Linked DNA regions of Mus musculus: region 2 is linked to region 1. Evidence: chromatin loops called from intact Hi-C (ENCODE). Cell type or tissue: left cerebral cortex. All regions are shown on one strand. Links, peaks and the distances in the headings refer to the core of each region. The heading gives the core; the rest is flanking DNA.

Region 1 (5,321 bases), core at 73-5,072:
CCTCCACACGCACATCGGGCGGCTCCCTCCACCACCTTCCATCTGCTTGTCTGCCTCCTCCAACATGAGCACAGCCTCACTCTGCTCAAAGCTCGGCTCCATGTCTAAAAAGATATGGCCAAAAATTGTTTCGGCACGCTGGAAGGTATAATCCTCACATCTCAGACACATTTGGACATCCTAATTTAAAATAGGATAGAAAAAAATAGTCTTCTTGTGGGCTGTTTCTTGCCATGTTTCAAACATGTCTCTTCAAAACTCCCTTCTCTATTAAAATCATAGACATACACTTGACTTCCAAATAGAAGGGCTGGAGACCACAGCCAGCACACAGCCTTGTTCTAAGCACTAACACAATAGCTCACTTGGTAACCCTATAATATCACTTTTGGTCCATTTTTACAAAGGAGAAGATTGGAGCCCAGTAATGTTCATCAACTTTATGGACCCAGGGCTTTCTACCAGAGCTTGGGGATGGGTTGTTTGGAGAGAGTTCTTACTGTCAGCTGTTGGGTGTTTACATCTCTTATGGCATGATTTCCTAAGGGACAGGTTACAGGATCCTGCACACAGCTTCTCAGAGTTGTAGAGCAGGCAGCACTACAATTGAACCTTAAAGTCTTTCTCTTTGGCTTCCTTCTTTTTCTGATCATCTTCCTTCAGGATTTCTTCCCAGCCATCTGGCCAAGATCAAGTACATTTTCCTTCAGGCATTTTAAGAAGCTATCTCAGCTCTGAGTGCTTACTATGCTCAATACACACACTGATTCTCTTGGCAAGGCTCTCTGCCCTCGACTTGCTTGTTTATAACAATGCCAACAGCACACTGGGTAACATTCTTCCAGTTTCACCATGGTAACATTCATGGACATTCCTTTTCAAGCAGTGCCTTTCCCTTGAGGTCTTCAGTATTACCCTTCCTATAGATCTGTATGTGTGTGGCTAAAGGAGCAACTCTGATTTCTAAAAGGCCTGTAGAACATGTCTTGGGCACCCAACTCCTCTTTCCCTTTCATGTTGTCTTAGTTACTTTTCCATTGGTGTGACAAAATACCATGACCGAGGCAACTCAAGACAGAAATCATGGGAGCTCAAGGTTCCAGAGGGTTAGAGTCCATGACCACCATGGCAGAAAGAGAGAAATGGGGCTGGAACGTAACCTGTGGATACGACAACTATGAGTCAGACAGAGAGCTAATTGGGAATGTGATGGGCTTTTAAAGTCTCTCACTAGTGACACACTTCCTTTGACAAGGCCTCAACTCCTAGTATTTCCTCAGCAGTCTACCATTTCCCAGCGACCTATATGGCCCCTTCAGTTTTTTCATCAAGAGGGAACAAAAACCACACCTATCTAGTGATGCTATCACAAGTAACAAATGAGTCAATATATATGGCTGGCATGTAGCAAGTTATCAATAAGTGTTAGGTCTTACTATTATTCTATTCAAATACCTATTTAGCTATTAAGAAATAATGCTATGAAGTCAGGACCCTGGCCAGGCTTAGGAAAAAGTGACAGACATGTTAGTAGGGCTTAGCTGTAGAATGAATGACAGGTCCCATTTCTTAGTTTCTTGTGAGGCTCTAGTCAACCCCTTGTCCCCCTTAATCACTCCTTGTTGCTGCCCCGAAAGGAGTATCTAGTATTCCTTCCCAAATACAGAGACATTTATCAGGATATGCAGGATAAGATCGTCATGGTGCAGGTAGCTCACAACTGTTCTCTACGCCCCCATCCTTTTGCATGGAGCCCCAACAGGACAAGCCAGATCCAAGATTCCATCTTCCTTCATTCCAGTAGCAACAGTGCTTCCCCAGGAAGCACACCTATCACCCCACTTTCTAGCCTCAGAGGACAGGGCCCTACCAACCCTCCTCTACCCACACATTTCTGGGATCAGTATGGTAAGACACCAAAGCCACCATCCCTCTTTATCCCCAAGTTCTCTCTGAGTGTGGAGACTACAGGGTTTCCAACAGAACAGATATTACCACCGTGGGATCAGGGTAGATGTGGAAGCAAGTTCTCACACCCAACTGAAGAATCTTGCGTAGAGGCAGGCATAAGTGTACATCAACACATACATCAACACAGTCAGATCCCATCTGCCCTTTGACCTCTTTAACTGTATATTCTCCTGCACAGGCACTGAGGAGGGGAGAAGGGAACAATAGAATTCAGTCACCAACAACCTATGTAAACCCCTAACAAACAGATTCTTCTTCTTTTTTTTGTTTTTTTGTTTTTTTGTTTTTTTGAGACAGGGTTTCTCTGTGTAGCCTTGGTTGTCCTGGAACTCACTTTGTAGACCAGGCTGGCCTCAAACTCAGAAATCCACCTGCCTTTGCCTCCCAAGTGCTGGGATTAAAGGCATGCACCACCACACCCGGCCTTAGATTACTTTCTGATGGAAATGTGTACAATAAACTACACTGTGGTCAAAGAATAATGCTCCTTATAAAGTAAGCAAGCACCTTCCACTGCAGAGACATTTCTAACAGACTTCTTCTAAATGGGATTCAGACTTGAGAATGGCAAGGAACTGCCTTGGGAAATCCTTCCTCCAAGACAATTAACTGTCACTTATAGTGGTTAGCCTGCTCAAGTCGTAACATTGAGCTTAAACACATACAGAGATAAGTAGACACACACACGTGCAAACATTGCATGGTCACATGTACCCAACATGAAACTGGAAGCAGCCGCTGGGATGAAGCTAAGTACCATTGAAATGAGCAATGTCCTTAGAAGAGGCAGGCCCGGGATGCTGAGCTCATTGCAGCTGTATCTGCCTGTGCTTTGCTAGGAAGTTCAAGAGTCACAAACAGCTGTACAGATTCCAGTCATCAGTAAAACAAAGGCAGTTAACTTCCCTCTTGCAAAGCAAGCTCTGCACAGAAGGCATCTGCCTTCTTAGCATAAGAAGGTGGCACCTTTGTCTACACTGAATTCTTAATATGAGCTATCTCTCCCTTGGCTCTCCAGCCTTTTATCCTTCTCACTCCCAGCCAGGCACCAGCCAGGAACCACCCGCCAGGATCATGTCTCAGCTTCTTAGAATTAACCAATACCTGGTATGCCTTACTCATCTCTGATCCCATTCTTCAGACCTGCATGAGTGGCTCCTAAACTCTGTGAGACCAAAGAGTCCTTAAGCTGCTATTGCACACACATACGTGTGGAGTCAGGGTTCTTACTCCAGACTGTGCGAGCACATCATTATCTAGGTTGGTATCAGGATCAGCTCTGAACCCAGTGACAGCACACCTCAGTGACAGAGATCCGAACATCTGCAGCTGTGGCATCCTATACGAATTCCCAGAATCCACTTGGCTCACCTCCCACCTCCCACTGCTACCTGCGAGCGGCTATGTCACTATCCAAATAAAAGGCAGACTCCTCTGACCTCTCTCCCACCCCTTCTTGGTGGCCACCTTTGCTCTTTTCCCCCACAATAAACCTCTGCCACATGGAACTGCTTTGGCCTGGTGTGGTCTGTCCTGATGCAAGCCATGATTCTAACACAGTCTATATCTTACCAACTCTTGGATTCAGAAATGTTCTTATTTCACCTTAAATCTAAAACTATGTATGTCAACCAAGGGATGAACTACAGGAACCCAGAGAGATTATGTCCTACCTAAGGGAGGTCCCACCTACTAGACTCAAAACAATAATCTCTTGTCCATATTCAAGAAAATCAGGCTGTTAGAGAGATGACTCAGTGGTCACGAGCACTGACTGATCTTATAGAAGACCAGGGTTCAGTTCCTAGTACACACATGGCAGCCCACAACAATCTATAAGTCTACTTTCAGGGACTCAAAGGCCCTTTCTGGCTTCCACAGGGACCAGGAACACATATATACATACATGCAGGCAAAACACTCATACTCATAAATTAAAAATAAAACAATCTTCTCTTAAAAAGGAATAAAGGAAAACCCTAAACCTTGACTTTTTGCATGGTATTAACCTTTTAGATCTAGGCCTCATAGTCTAATGAAATTTAAAAGGCATTAGCGGTGTGCACAGTTTTGTATTTCATTTAATAGCTATTTACTAAGCAAATGTTATATTCAGAATTGGTATTTTAATGAAGGGATGGATAGGCGATGGATGGATAGAGGGAGGAAGGGAAGGAGGGAGGAACAGTAGGAGGGATGGACATATGGATACATAATTAAATACTGAAGGAGAAAGCAAAATATGATCCATAAATTAACAAAATACTCCTTAGAAAAAAGGGAGAGACAGCATTTAACCCATTAATACAACTGTCATTTGCCTTGTTAAAATCATTTATTTGCAGTTGGGGAGTGTCTCACAGAGTCTATAAGTTGACAATGAAGTAGAGACAGGCATTTAATCTAAGCCAAGGGTGTCTGCCCTTTCATAAAGTCATGAGAAGGGACCATGCGGGTCTGGAATCCACAGGTAAAACCTATTCTGGGTTACTTAAAAACAACCTTTTCCCCTCTCTGCTCTCTCGGGAGCATGGAATATATTTCTGTAGCATTTCTATTAGGAGGCTAATTAGAATAGCTGAGAAATGCCATCAACAGCGAAAGTAAAATTAGCCTTTACTTGTAAAGTTTCTCCTGAGGGAAACGCTGGTGGCTCCTCTCTCCAGCAAGCAAGGCAGTGGCAGTGCTTAGTCAGCACAGGGCAAGCCTGTGGACTGCTTCCTCAGCAGCACTGGAATGCACCCACCAGTGCACCCACGGGAGTACCAGGATCCCTGCCCCGCCAGCCTCTCTGTCTATCTGCTTCTCTGCCTCACCTGTCACATCTCAGCCCTGTGCCCCATCAAAACCGCACATGTAAGTCATATTATAACAGCACTGACTTTCAGGTGCTCTGAGAACACTTTTAATTACTTCCACAAATGGTGTGGGGGGGGGGGACGGGGGGGGGGCATGTGGAAGCCAAGAGAACAATGACCTTATTTTTTTAGACAAGTTCTCCCACTGCCCAGAAGGGTAGGCCAGCTGGCCAGGGAGCCCCAGGGATCCACTTGCTTCTCTAGTGTTGGGGTTTCTACCCCACACCCAGCTTTTTTATGTGGATTCTAGGGTCCTTATGCAAGCACTTTACCTACTCAAGCCATCTCTCCAACATTCTTGACAACTTTTGAACAGTAAAGAGTTAAGGAGGAGTTCAATGAATTTTGTCTTCTGAGATAATTCTATTAAGCTAGATGCCACAGCAGGTGAAACGGAGGTCCCGGGAGCAGAAGTCATTTGCAGTCATATTAGCACACCATGGCCAGTATCAGATCCAAGTTCAGACTCATTCCAGGTTTGAGGTTTCCTGC
Region 2 (5,321 bases), core at 201-5,200, 81 kb after region 1:
CCATGTCTCCAGCCTTAAGCCTCCTTTTTAATAACTTGGTTCTGTTTTGGACAGTTAAAACAAGTATACAAAGAATAGTGTTGAGATCGTGAAATAACATATACTCTTAGGTGCTAAGTGGAATATACAAAATGGAAGGTCATCCTCTCAATCTGGCTGCATAGTACTAAGGAGACAAATCTTGGAGACGCTGAACTGTTTGCCCATGTCTCACAGAGCCTGTGGAGAAGTGTCAGCACCTCGCCCACATTTGTCTGACTCATTCACTTAGTGGCTAGACTTCCAAATGAAAAGAACTTGATTGAGGACAAAGAAACCAGGAAACAGGAAGAAATGGGGGAGGGTGGCAGGCAGTTAAGGGCGCTGCTGCCGGGAGAACCTGGGTAGAACCATCTCAGCATCTGTGAAGAGCAGGTGTGGCAGCAGTCCCAAGATGGCGCCCGGGACTGCAGCTAAGTCTTATGACTTGCACCTGACTTCCTCATACACCTGAAAATAAGCCACGACCATCGTTAGAGCTGCGCAGGTGCACCATGATGCTGGCGGTGTAAACAAGTCCATATTTGGTGGAGACATGCCCCTGCCGCCCTGATTGGCTGAAGCTGCGTGCCTGGTGAGGTGACATGGCCTGCCATGAGTGGATGGGGGCTGAGAGTATATAACAGTGAGAAGCCCAAGTAGTTTCAGGTGTGCCATTGTCATAAACAACATCAGCGCAGGTGTAAGCCGAGTCTGGCACCAACCCCTCCCAAGCGGGTGCACGCAAATTAGGTGCCAGCAGATTGACCAATCCCAGGGGGCCACGGAGCCTTCTCCTGTGCTGAGAGTATATAAGCAGACCTCCCTGGGTGCCCGGGGTCCCCGCAGCAGCATCGAGGTGTTCCTGCAATAAAGGCTGTTGAGAAGAATCCGACAGTGTTGTGTCTTCCTTGCCGGCCGCGGTGGGCGCAACAAGTATCCAGAGGATGGCTCACAACAATCTGTAACTCCAGTGCCAGGGAATCTGATGCCCTCTTCTTGCCTCCATGGGCACCAAGCATACACATGGTACACAGGTATAAATGCAGGCAAAAACTCCTAAACACATAAAAATAAATAAATCAAGAAAAGCAGAAAAGAACTACAACACACCCCAACCTGCAAGAAAGCACTCCTAGAAGGTGAAAATAAGCCTAATATGTCATAAGAGAAAGGAGGGGGGTCAGAATGACAGTGGAAGAAGGGAGAATTTAATAGGAATTAGGAGCCAATGACATCATTGGCCTTGACGTCATCAGGAGGTTTGGAAAGTCTAAACAGAATGTGGTGATCAACAAGGTACCCTGGGAAGCCTGGGACATGGAAGCTAAACCAGAAGTCACTGTTTAACACTGGGATGTATAGTATACCCCTGTATCCAGTGCTCAGGAGGCAGGGCAGGAAGATCTCAGGTTTGTGGCCAGCCTGTGCTACATTGTGAATTTGAAGTCAGGTCAGACTGCACAGTGATGATTCATAGTGAACAGAACAAGCCACAGTTTATTGCTAGGGGTGTGTGACTAAATGGTAGAGTATATGCTAGTATTCAAAAGGCCCTAAACTCCTAGCACCGAAAACAAAGCAAGTTGATGTAGGGATGAAAAGATGTTCTTTGCTGGTGAAGAGCACAGAATGTTCTTGCAAAGGACCCAAGTTTGGTTCCTAACACCCACAGCAGAGAGTTCACAATATAGACGATTCATAGTGTGTATGTATGTGTTCCAAGTGTGCATGTGTGCATAGTGTATATGTATGTGTCCTCGGTTGTGCAGATGTGGATCCGCAGGTCTGTCGGGGGTGGACAGAGCACCTGCTTCTACCCCATACTAGAGATACAGATGCCAGCTGCTACGCTCAGCTTGTTTTTCCAACATGTGCTGGAGCTATGAACTCAACCTCCATGCTTACACAGTAGGTAGGTATCTTCCCTGCCCCTCCAAATGAGTTTTTTAAACTAAAAATTCTTATTTCCTTTGACCCAACTAGAGGGTTCTTTATGTTTAAATATCTTCTTTATGCTTAAGCTATACCTGCTACCTGACTTCTCCCGTGTGGATCCAGACATAGATTACTTACCTACATTAAAATAAACACAGTGAAGTCCCTTTGGGGACAGACCATTTTGATAAGAATCTTTTCCTACATGAAGTTCCATCTTGGAAATTCTAAAGGGACCTAGAAAACAGTTCTGTTCAATCAACGGTGTTTGCCTGGTTCCCCTTGCTATGTGTCCTCTGGAGTATAAAGTTGAAGCACAAGTTGGATTTTTTGTTGTTGTTGTTGTTCATAAATTAGATTTTAAAAGCAACATCTTTGGCTGAAGAGATGACTCAGCAGTTAAGAACACTTTCAGAGATCCCAGGTTCAGTCTCAGCACCCACATAGCAGCCCACAACTGCCTATAACTTCAGAGGGCGTTTTGGTTTTTGTTTAAGTCAGCAGTAAAGACTCTTGCCACCAAGTTTGAACACCTGAATTCCATTTCTGGATCTCACATGGTGGAAGGTGACAGCTGACTCCTGAAAGTTGTCTTCTAACTTCTACACGCTGGATATGGTGCCCCATACTTATAAACCAAATACATGATAGGTAGGTAGGTAGGTAGGTAGATGATGGATAGATAGATAGATAGATAGATAGATAGATAGATAGATAGATAGATAGATAGATAGATAGATTCTTAAAACTTCCAACCAATAGTGGACTGGAGAAATAGCCCACTAGTTAAGAGTGAGTGTTACTCTTCCAGACCTAAATTCAATCCCAGGCACACACACTGAGCAGCTCAGGGCCAGCTGTAACTCCAGTTCCAGGGGATCTGATGCCCTCTGCTGGCCCTAGAGGCACTGCACCTACCTTCTCCTCTCCTCTCCTCTCCTCTCCTCTCCTCTCCTCTCCTCTCCTCTCCTCTCCTCTCCTCTCCTCTCCTCTCCTCTCCTCTCCTCTCCTCTCCTCTCCTCTCCTCTCCTCTCCTCTCCTCTCCTCTCCTCTCTCCTCTTTCTCCTCTCTTTCTCCTCTCCTCTCTTCTTTCTCCTCTCCTCTCTTTTTCCTCTCCTCTTTCTCTTTCTCCTCCTCCTCCTCCTCCTCCTCCTCCTCCTCCTCCTCCTCCTCTTCCTCCTCCTCCTCCTCCTCCTCCTCCTCCTCCTCCTCCTCTTCCTCCTCCTCCTCCTCCTTCTTCTTCTTCTTTCTCTCTCTCTCTCTCTCTCTCTCTCTCTCTCTCTCTTTCTCTCTGGCAAGAACATGCAAGATTTAAAAACAACAGCAAACACCTTCCAACTGAAGATGTTTTTTCCCTTAGATCATCACAAAGTTATAGGAGTCTTCTGTGAGCATGCTGAGACCACACCCCACACCCTCTTTCCCTGAACTCAGACTCTGTGTATTTTCTGATACAATATCCTTGTATGTTCTTGTCTTACTGTGACTGTTAAGGAGTAGTGACAGAGGTTTGAACTTGGCAATGCGAGCACCAACAGAAAGCTTCCATCAGGTCCGAAGGGTGAAAATGAGTTAATGTCCTAACTACGTCTCACATAGGATTGCCAGATAAAAATGTCAACTAATATTGCAGGGGAAATATGTCACATTATTTAAGTAATCTTAAAGTCAGTTAGAGCTGACACCACCTTCCAGAACTGAAGTTCCCAAAAGCATATTTGAAGCATAAATTTAAAGGAAAATGTTCAGAGAAACTCAGTAGTTTGCACTCTTGCAGAAAAATGTCTATCACCGGACATGGTGGCGCATGCCTTTAATCCCAGCACTCAGGAGGCAGAGGCAGGCAGATTTCTGATTTCAAGGCCAGCCTGGTCTACAGAGTGAGTTCTAGGACAGCCAGGGCTATACAGAGAAACCCTGTCTTGAAAAACCAAAAAAAAAAAAAAAAAAAAAAAAAAAAAAAAAAAAAAGAAAAAGAAAGAAAGAAAAGAAAAAAGAAAAAAGGAAAATATCTATCACTGATTTGCACATAGGCAAGTCTTTGTTATAAATATGTTATCAACAAACTAATTGGTATTAGTATCTGTATCTTAGATTTCATATAAGGAAAAAGTCCTAGGGAGAGAGAGATGACTGACAACAGATTGTTAAACCATGATTAGTTTGGTTCTTGTTTGGGTTTGTTTTAGTACCAACCCCTGAGCCATTTACCCCACCAAGTTTTCTATCTTCTTATCCTGGGGATTGAACCTGCAGCCTTGCATGTGCATGAGGCCTTGAGATACAGCCACAGCTACTCTGTCAGGCTGCTTCATCTTCTTTTTGGAATTACAAACTTGGCAGTGACTTCATGGACTTCAGGATATATTCTCTTTCTAGCAAGGAGCCAGACTCCTCAACAATTTCTTTTCAGCCATTTGCCAGACAGATTCGCAGAGGATGCGAATCCACCGCTCAGGATGGATTTAATGGAACTACAGACTGCTCCTGCTTGGGAAGCCTTGGCAGCATTTAGTCTTGCCCAGAAAAGAGGCACTTCCCATGTTACCTTACAGTTTAGGAATCAGGGGTAGAAACTATCAAGAGTGTGTGGCCTCTACCTGCTTCTATCAACCAAGCTGGCATTGGTGGTTTATCATGGTTGTACCCTTCTCCACAGAGTTCAGGCTCAGCCTCAAGCTCCACCTCAATGTACCAGGCAAGCCAGTCAACTGAAATTGACAATGGAGCTAGATCTGATGGGGTCTACCTGTAATCCCGGCCCTCAGGGAATAGGATTTGAGGCAGAATGGTCTCAAGTTCTAGGCCAGGCTAGATACATAGAAAGATTCTGGTTCCAATAGTCAAACAACAAACAAATGTGAGATGAAATTCATTTACCATCACTGGTACAGGAAAACATCCTTTGAGCCTACTCAACATGGAAGCCTTTTTTAATTAGTAAAATGTCTGATATGCTGAAATTTTTCCTAAAATAATAGCTTCCAAGTATACCCAGCTGGAATTCAAATAGTCTTATGTAAGTCAAGATTTAAGTCATAATCAAGAAGAATCTGTAACTAAACCAGAGTGTTGGCTAAATAGGTACTTGTGTTTGCTTTGCATGTAACCATGGAAGCATCTAAGGCTACTTCCCAGGAATGAAATTATCTGAGAACTCAAATTGTTGTCTCTTTTTATTGCACCTTGGGTCTTTAGTATACCAAAGGCAATCCAGACTCATCCAATTAACCAGAAGAGCTATTAAAGTCATCTGATTACAGATCTAGGAAGATTACCTTTTCTCCTGTTCCAAGGACATTTAATATATATATATATATATATTTAAACTCAGGTTCTTCAAATACAGAGACTCACAACTGGAC

The links. Peaks named below come from ENCODE experiments on the same cell type or tissue, not always from the same donor. Only the 100,000 strongest peaks of a DNase experiment are listed, where the experiment ranks them.
Region 2: a loop joins it to region 1, with 2.1 times the contacts of the local background. A loop is called at or near these places in 1 of 42 quality-filtered maps.

Annotation. Positions count from the first base shown.
Region 1 is chr14:27,667,711-27,673,031 of GRCm38, reverse strand. The region is part of intron 2 of Erc2 (ELKS/RAB6-interacting/CAST family member 2); the gene reads right to left. Among named protein-coding and RNA genes, the nearest start is that of Erc2, 48 kb to the right of the region's middle. In left cerebral cortex, for the core only: no CTCF peak of the experiment used is centred there; DNase peaks (open chromatin) are centred at 114, 723, 3,057 and 4,688; H3K27ac peaks cover 1,080 bases.
Region 2 is chr14:27,587,323-27,592,643 of GRCm38, reverse strand. No RefSeq gene overlaps it. Among named protein-coding and RNA genes, the nearest start is that of Erc2, 32 kb to the left of the region's middle. In left cerebral cortex, for the core only: a CTCF peak has its summit at 2,823 (motif pointing left); DNase peaks (open chromatin) are centred at 256, 1,653 and 2,839.